Regions from separate parts of the Homo sapiens genome. Here all the other regions are linked to region 3. The links are chromatin contacts, found by Hi-C or POLR2A ChIA-PET in ENCODE. All regions are on one chromosome and are shown on one strand. The core of a region is the stretch at or near the end of the contact, and the rest is flanking DNA. Distances in the headings are between cores, read along the strand shown.

The links. Hi-C counts contacts between places; a loop is a spot of excess contacts on that map. ChIA-PET counts read pairs that join two places held with the same protein, here RNA polymerase II (POLR2A). Pooled maps may share reads with other maps.
Region 1: a pooled map shows a loop between it and region 3 (2.4-fold over the local background). The contact joins two enhancer-like sites. A Hi-C loop is called at or near these places in 2 of 50 pooled maps. POLR2A ChIA-PET finds 5 or more read pairs at or near these places in 4 of 52 experiments (Caco-2, IMR-90, PC-9 and 1 more).
Region 2: a loop to region 3 is called in a map with no recorded cell type, with 5 times the contacts of the local background. The contact joins two enhancer-like sites. A Hi-C loop is called at or near these places in 2 of 37 single-sample maps with no recorded cell type and 2 of 50 pooled maps. POLR2A ChIA-PET finds 5 or more read pairs at or near these places in 3 of 52 experiments (CD8-positive, alpha-beta memory T cell, GM12878 and WTC11).

What each region holds. Positions count from the first base shown.
Region 1 is chr20:33,838,435-33,841,134 of GRCh38, forward strand. The region is part of intron 1 of CHMP4B (charged multivesicular body protein 4B); the gene reads left to right. Among named protein-coding and RNA genes, the nearest start is that of CHMP4B, 28 kb to the left of the region's middle. Within about 2 kb of position 1,362, at least 6 of the 41 ENCODE cell types and tissues checked have a DNase peak (open chromatin) inside an H3K27ac peak, as active enhancers do.
Region 2 is chr20:33,776,851-33,779,550 of GRCh38, forward strand. The region is part of intron 10 of ZNF341 (zinc finger protein 341); the gene reads left to right. Among named protein-coding and RNA genes, the nearest start is that of ZNF341-AS1, 33 kb to the right of the region's middle. RefSeq lists a silencer at 1,748-1,797 and enhancers at 1,888-2,177, 2,213-2,507. Within about 2 kb of position 1,326, at least 11 of the 41 ENCODE cell types and tissues checked have a DNase peak (open chromatin) inside an H3K27ac peak, as active enhancers do; they include GM12878, where a contact is called at or near this core.
Region 3 is chr20:34,020,921-34,023,620 of GRCh38, forward strand. The region is part of intron 1 of RALY (RALY heterogeneous nuclear ribonucleoprotein); the gene reads left to right. Among named protein-coding and RNA genes, the nearest start is that of MIR4755, 27 kb to the right of the region's middle. Within about 2 kb of position 1,356, at least 5 of the 41 ENCODE cell types and tissues checked have a DNase peak (open chromatin) inside an H3K27ac peak, as active enhancers do; they include GM12878, where a contact is called at or near this core.

The DNA of each region.
Region 1 (2,700 bases), core at 112-2,611, 180 kb before region 3:
TGGATCGTTGCTAGGTGGCAGTGTGGGCTCAGTGTTGCCAGATACTCCATCTTTACAAAAGGAAGCCAAAAATCTGGATTTTTATGTGTAATATGTAATATTCAAATTTACGTATTAAGACACGACTTAAGACATGGGACAAATGAAGACATATCTGTGGGCTGCATGGGTGCTCAGTTTTAGCCTCTGATCGCTGTTTAAATGAAATTCTGCAGCCTGGCTGGTGTCTAGGAAAGAACTTTGGCCTTGGATTGCAGGGCACAGGCTGAATGACTATGGCCCTCACTAACCAGGGGGAGGTCACTTTCCTTCCCAGTATCCTGGTTTCCCCCTCCTGGCTCTGAGTTATCTTGATCACCAAGAGCTACTCCAGGGCTGCCTGCTGGGTCTAGGAAGTGAAACCCCTTCTCTTCCTGATCAGCTGCCCTTTGGGGAGCAGGAGGAGGCAGCCCAGATAGGCCTTGCAGGGTTCCCTTTGGTGACCCTGACTCCCGTGGCCATTTCTCTCCTTCCTTATGCCCTGGGCCACGCCTGCTGACCCAGTCTGGAATAATCTGCTGCTTACTTTGGGTCTCTGCTACTTCCCTCCAGGTATAGTCACAGGGGAGGTCCTAGGCTCATTGTCCCTAATAATAATCCCCTGACCCTTTGGTTTTAGGGTTCTAGCAATTCCAGTGTGGGTTGACACAGGAAAAAAGTGGGCAAGTGACAGAGGTTCTTGTAGCTTTGGTCCCTGGGTCCTCCAGAATGTGGAGGAAAGGCTGTCTTAGGACCTGGGAAAAGATCTGGAAGCCATTATAGGGTGAGAGGACGGGGGCACCCACAAATGAGGAAATGGCAGGGTCAAGTTGGGCGTTATGGAGTGCCCCTCCCTTCTCCCTGTCTCAGTGCTGTTAGGGGCACAAAGATGGAGGTTCCACCCTGGAGGAGCTTATGGTTTAGGGTAGACGTGAGGGAAGAAGACATTTATTCTTTAAAACAGAAAAAAAGCTCACAGCAAACTTTCCAGCTATGTAGAGTCATCGACCTAAGTGTAGAGAGGATGGTAATAATGGTTGGATTTTTATCCCATGTGTTTTTAACCAATTTAAAATCTACTAGAAAAAAAATTTTTTTCCAGGTAGAGGTTTTTACTGCATACCATCTGGACTGTCGCTAGTGGACAGTTTGTGGGCAGAACAGGCAGCCCGCTGAATGCCCTTGGTGCCAGACTGCTGCTAACTTGTGGGGTCCATGGGGAGGGGAAGGCCTTCAGGGCTTTCAGATCCCCAGGCTCAGGCAGAAGCAGGCCCAGCTGCCTGCTTGGTGCGGGGTAGACGCTCTTCTGCAAAGAAAGAACATGCCCTTTGCAGATAGGCAGCTTGGCTTTGATCCCAGGCCTGCCACTGCCTAACTGTATGACTTGGGCAGGTGATAAACTCTTTGAGCCTCAATACCCTGGCCTTTCAAGTGGTACAGTAACAGTACCTACCTCATAGATAGGTTGTTGGGAAGAACTAGTGAGCATGGAAAGTATCAATTTTTCATTGCCATGAAAGCACCAATCATGGCACCCAGGAAGCTTCTCATAAATGTTAGCTGCTGTTATATATTAACTTTTTCTCCACCATGCCATAACTGTATACTCTTTCTTAGACATACTGGGCTAGGAAAGGGGACAGGATACCACTGCGTGGTGGCAGGCGCCTGTAATCCCAGCTCCTTGGGAGGCTGAGGCAGGAGAATTACTTGAACCCGGGAGGCAGAGGTTGCAGTAAGCGGAGATCGCGCCACTGCACTCTAGCCTGGGTGACAGTGTAAGACTCCATCTCAAAAAAAAAAAAGGGGGGGGACAGGACAGGGACAAGAAGATGCAGAGATCCCCAGAGACAATGTTGGACACAGGCAAGGAAAGAGAGGCGGGGGGGAAACAGGCAAGACGGAGGAGAGAATGCTCATATTCATCAAGTGTTTGCATAGTGATTATCTTTCTCGTCTGTCCTTAGGGTAGTGGTTTCACCCCCATCTTGCATCTGACAAACATGTTCAGAGATGTGAAATAACTTACCTGACACCCACCTTCAGGGCTGGGATTCTGGCCTGGTCTACTGATACCAAGCCTCATATTCTTTTCTTTGTGCCCCAGTGCTGGCCAGCATCAGCCAAGGGCAGGGGTTGATGAAGCTGGCATTGGCCAAATGATCAGGTGGTTTTAAATTGGTTTCTCCCAAGCTGTGTTTTACAGATGTTGGTGTGTGTCTTGTTGGTTTTTCTTGTCTTTTCTTTCCTTTCTTTTTTTTGGTGAGCCAGTTAGGTGTCGGTGTTTTCTTCCTATCAAAATAGGATCTGGGAAGTCCTGCAGTAAGTAATACCAGTGACCAACATTTACATGTCATGCCCTGTGCCAGGTGCTTTACATACATACTTCATTTTAATCCTCACAATAACCCTATGAGGTGCGTGTTGTTATCATGAGGGTTATTAGTGAGATTAAGTAATCTACTTGATGGTGGAGGTGAAACTGGAAGCTAGACAACTGGACTCCCTAAATGACCGTTGTAACTTGATGTGATCCAGCATTTCCTAAGCTTGTTTGACTGCAGAGTGTGTTTTATCATGCCTTTTACGGAACACACTTTGTTTGTATTGTTTAAATGATTTGGAGCGTTTGATATTCTGTTAGGTTGTTAGTTGTGGGGCTTATTTCTTTCATCTTTGTCC
Region 2 (2,700 bases), core at 76-2,575, 240 kb before region 3:
GGTCTTACTGTGTTGCCCAGGCTGGTCTTGAACTCCTGGCCTCAAGTGATCCTCCTGCCTGGCCTTCCCAAAGTGCTGGGATTACAGGCGTAAGCCATCACACCTGGCCTGTATTTCCTAAAAACAAGGATAACCTCTTCCATAAGGGCAATATACTATAGTTACCAAAATCAGGAAGTTGGGCTCTGTGCGGTGGCTCATGCCTGTAATCCCAGCACTTTGGGAGGCTGAGGTAGACAGATTGCTTGAGCCCAGAAGTTTGAGACCAACCTGGACTACGTGGCAAAACCCCGTCTTTACCAAAAAAAAAAAAAAAAAAAAAAAGAGGTGGGTATGGTAGCATATGCCTGTGGTCTCAGCTGCTCAGGAGGCTGAGGCAGAAGAATTGCTTTAGCCCGGGAGGTACAGGTTGCAGTGAGCTGAGATCGCACCACTGCACTCCCGCCTGAAGGACAGAGTGAGACCCTATCTCAAAAAAAAAAAAAAAAAAAAAAAAAAATCAGGCCAGGTGCGGTGGCTCACACCTGTAATCCCAACACTTTGGGAGGCTGAGGTGGGCGGATCACCTGAAGTCAGGAGTTCGAGACCAGCCTGGCCAACATGGCGAAATGCCGTATCTACTAAATTATAAAAATTAGCTGGGTGTGGTGGCGGGCACCTGTATTCCCAGTTACTTGGGAGGCTGAGGCAGGAGAATCCCTTGAACCTGGGAGACGGAAGTTGCAGTGAGCCGAGATCGGGCCACTGCACTCCAGCCTGGGTGACAGAGCGAGACTCTTGTCTCAAAAAAAAAAAAAAAGAAGAAAAAGAAATCAGGAAGTTAATATCAGTACAATTCTATTATCTAATTACAGGCCTTACTCAGAATTTTCCAATTGTTCCAATAACATGCTTTAGAGAAAAAGAAAAAAAAGGTTTTTTTGAACCAGAATCACATGTTGAATTCAGTTGTCATGTCTCTCTCGTCTCTCTTGTGTCCTATAAGCTGGAACAGTTCCTCCTTCTGTCTTTGTCTTCGAGACCTTGATATTTCTGAAGAGTATAGACAGGTTATTCTGTAGAATGTCCTCAGTTTGGGTTTGCCTGATTTTACCCTATGATTAAATTCAGGTCATGCACTTTTGTCAGGAATGTCACAACAAATACTGTGTCCTCCTCCGTGTGTCATATCAGGAGGCATGTGATGTTGATTTGCTCTATTACTGGTGATGTTACCTTGGATGACTTAATTCAGGTGCTGTTTCTGGCAGGAGATTTTAATTTTCCTGGCTATTGGTAAACAATCTCTGACACAAATCTATGTCTCCCCCAAACCCAGCCCCTGAAGCATGTGAGATTCTGTCCTTTCCCATCTCACCAGCTAGTTAAGTCTCTGCCCTCCTGGTACCTCTGCTCCCACCCCACCTTCCCTTTCTTGCTGCCTGGAGGCATTTAGTATGTGGCTTCTTTCTTTTTCTTTTCTTTTTTTATTTTTTTTGAGACAGAGTCTCTCTCCGTCACCCAGGCTGAAGTGCAGTGGCATGATCTTGGCTCACCGCAACCTCTGCCCTCCTGGGTTCAAGTGATTCTTGTGCCTCAGCCTCCTGAGTAGCTGGGATTACAGGTGTGAGCCACCACACCTGGCTAATTTTTGTATTTTTAGTAAAGACGGCATTTCTCCATGTTGGCCAGGTTGGTCTCGAACTCCTGACCTTAAGTGATCCGCCCACCTCGGCCTCCCAAAGTGCTGGGATTACAGGCATGAGCCACCGCGCCTGGCTAGTGTGTGGTTTCAGAGTGCGCCTGGCTAGTGTGTAGTTTCAGAGTGCGGTCTATGGGGCTCCCCTGGGCCCTTCGCAGGTGCAGCCTGCCTGGGGTTTCCCACAGGCAGTACTCTACACAGCCTGCCTTTTGGTTTTTGCTTTGAATTGTTCACCTACCTGTGACATTCCTCACTGATAACTCATTGTAAATAGGTCAATATGCTGGCAAATGTTTTCTTTTTTCTTTTCTTTTTTTGTCTGATAATACCCTTTCTTCCTTAGCTGGCACATGTTTTCATGATGGGGAGATGGTGGTGTCTTTTCTCCCTTCAGAGTGGTTGGTGGCCTGAGACTGCTGTTGTGAGGACATGTTTATGAGCTGTTTGGCACAGTTGTGTTTTTTGACTCTGTATTAGGCCATTCTTGCACTGCTATAAAGAAATACCTGAGACTGGGTAATTTATAAGAAAAGAGGCTTATTTGACTCACGGTTCAGCAGGCTGTACAGGAAGCATAGTGTCTGAGCTAGCAGATCTGCCACTGGGGAGGCCTCAGGAGGCTTTTACTCATGGCAGGAGGAGAAGGGGAAGTAGACATGTCACATGGCCAGAGCAGGAGCCAGATAGAGAGAGAGGGAGGCGCCATACACTTTTAAACAGCTAGATCTCATGAGAACTCACTCACTATCCTGAGGACTGCACCAAGGGGATGGTCCTAAACCATTCATGAGAAATCCACCCCCATGATCCAATCACCTCCCACCAGAACTCACCTCCAGCACTGGGGATTATAGTTCAACATGAGATTTAGGTGGGGACACAGATACAAACTATGTCAGACTCTGTGACAATCTCCCTTTTTTTTTTTTTTTTTTTTGAGATGGAGTCTCACTGTGTCGCCCAGGCTGGAGTGCAGTAGCGTGATCTCAGCTCACTGCATCCTGCATCTCCCAGGTTCA
Region 3 (2,700 bases), core at 106-2,605:
CAAATTTGCTGAAAGTCATTGTCTTTTTCTTTTTTTTTTTTAATTAGTTTATTTTTTTTGAGACAGAGTCTCACTCAGTCACCCAGGCTGGAGTGCAGTGGTGCAATCTTGGCTCACTGCAACCTCCGCCTCCGGGGTTCAAGCGATTCTTGTGCCTCAGCTTCCCAAGTAGCTGGGATTACAGGCGTGCACCACCACGCCTGGCTAATTTTTGTATTGTTAGTAGAGATGGGGTTTTGCCATGTTGGCCAGGCTGGTCTTGAACTCCTGACCTCAAGTGATCTACCTGCCTGGACCTCCCAAAGTGCTGGGATTTACAGGCATGAGCCACTGTGCCAGGCTGAAAGTCACCGTCTTAGTCCATTTTGTGCTGCTGTAACAGAATACCATAGACTGAGTCATTTACAAACAATAGAAGTTTGTTTGGCTCATGCTTCTGGAGGCTGGGAAGTCCAAGATCAAGGGGCCGCCCGCATCTGGTGAGGGCCACGTTGCTGCATAAAAACCTGGCAGAAGGCATCACATGGTGAGAGAGAGTGGGAGGGCTGAACTCACTTTTATAATAAACCCACTCTCAAGATAGCAGACACTTTCCTGCAGTAATGACATTAATCCATTCATGAAGGCAGAGCCCTCATGCACTAATGTTGCCTCTCAGAGTCCCCTGTCTCAACATTGTTGCTTTGGGGATTAAGTTTCCAACACATGAGCTTTAGGAGACACATTCAAACCATAGCAGTCATGGCCATAAAAGGATACTTGATACACAGGCAAGTCCTGATTTGCCTTTATTAGCTGCGTGACCTTGGGCCAGTCACTTAACTCAGAAGTTCGGGTGAATATAATAAGTAGAATATGGTGAGTAGAATAAAGAAAAGACTCATCAGTCAGATCTTCCTCAGGAGACGGAACTCTTTTTAAAAAATTTGTTCTTTTAAATTTTTTTATTATTAAAAAAATTTTTTTTAATTTGTTCTTTTAAGTTTTTTTATTATTAAAAAAAAATTTTTTTTTAAATAGAGACGGGTCTTGCTCTGTTGCCCAGGCTGGTCCTCAACTCCTGGCCTCCCAAAGTGATCCTTCCACCTTGGCCTCCCAAAGTGCTGGGATTACAGGCATGAGCCACCACACTCAGCCTTCTCTTTCTTTCCTTTTTTCTTTCTTTCTTTCTTTCTTTTTTTTTTTTTTTAATAAAGACAATGTCTCACTTGGCTGCCCATGCTGGTCTCGAACTCCTGGGCTCAGGTGGTCTCCTGTCTCGGCCTGCCAAACTGCTGGGTTTATAGATGGGAGCCACCATGCACAGCCTGGACAAAGCTCTTATTCTCTTCTCTATACCTTATACCTCACCCCTAGTTTTTAAGTTTGAGGGCCCTCTAGTGGAAAAGACAGATACCGTAGAAAATCTGGATCATAGTATGAGTTGAGAAGTTGGGGATGGGTAGGCAGAAGGTTTTGATCACTCAAAGCAGCTGATGTTGTGGGTGGAGGGGCTTATGATACTTTGAGACACCCTATACCTTTCCCCTCCATAACTGTTGACACTTGTTCTGGCCAGTTTGAACTTGTTTCTGCCCCTCAACTGCCAGAGCACATAAGGCCCCTACGAAACTAAAGGCTGGCTTTATCCCTCAGTCACCTTTACCAAACAGAAACTTTGTAAGTGCCACTTGATGTCCCTATGTGCCTCTCCCTGCCACTCTACTGAGCCTCCTATGCCTCACTTCCTTTTTCCTTCAGCACTGTGCATCTGCCCTGAAGGACGGAAAAAGTACCATCTAGGGAGACCACAGTGGTGAGTTTTAAGCTCATTTCTGCCTTCAGCTTCCTATGTGACCAAAGGCAATTCATTTCATGTCTCTGGCCCTTCTGTAGGCTCCAGTGCAGATTATCTTCAGCCACTTTTTGGGACTTGGGATTTCTTCTCTAAGCCTCCAGCTTCATAGCATAGCATTTTTTCCCCCAAAGTTCCCCTCTCTTTTCAATCTAGAATATTAGTATATGCTCAAAGATCATTTGCTTGAAATTCACTACCTTCACCTGTGAGGAGAGTAGTCGTATCTGTTTTTATTGGTAGAGTTCCAGGAACTGGCAGTCAGTCTGACTGCTAGAGTGGAACAGACCCCGTCAGCAAGGCATGATGTCTCCAGGATGGGCTGTGTAGTTCAGTACAGACAAACTTTTGGCCCTGGGAATCCAAGATACAGTAGAGGAAGAAGGGCCAGGCACTAGTCTAGGCAGTTTACGTAATTTTTTCCCCTCATTTATCTTCACTATTCTGAGGTAGGTGATTTAATCACCATTTTACAAATGTGAGGACTTAAGTTTTAGAGAGTATCATTTGGTAGACAGTGACTGACTCATTGTGGATACAGGAAAACAACTGAATATTTCTTGCTCCCAAGTAGGGAAGAGTGGTAGAAGAGACAGGCAAGTGAACGGTGGTCAAAGCACCAAGGATACCCAGTTTTGGTGGGAGAGCCATGGCTTAAACCTAGGTCTATCTGCTAATTGTTTCTACTATATGCTGCCTTCCTTACAGAGGGGTGGAGAGAGCAGCAAACCCAAGTGGACATCCAGGCTGGCAAGCAGTCTCTGGACAATGGCCATTGGTGGGGAGGCCTGTCCTTGGATTTTGAGTTGGGCTTTAGTTCGAGGGGGTGGGGGTCTGAAGTCTTAAGCGGGTGACTAAGGCAGGGG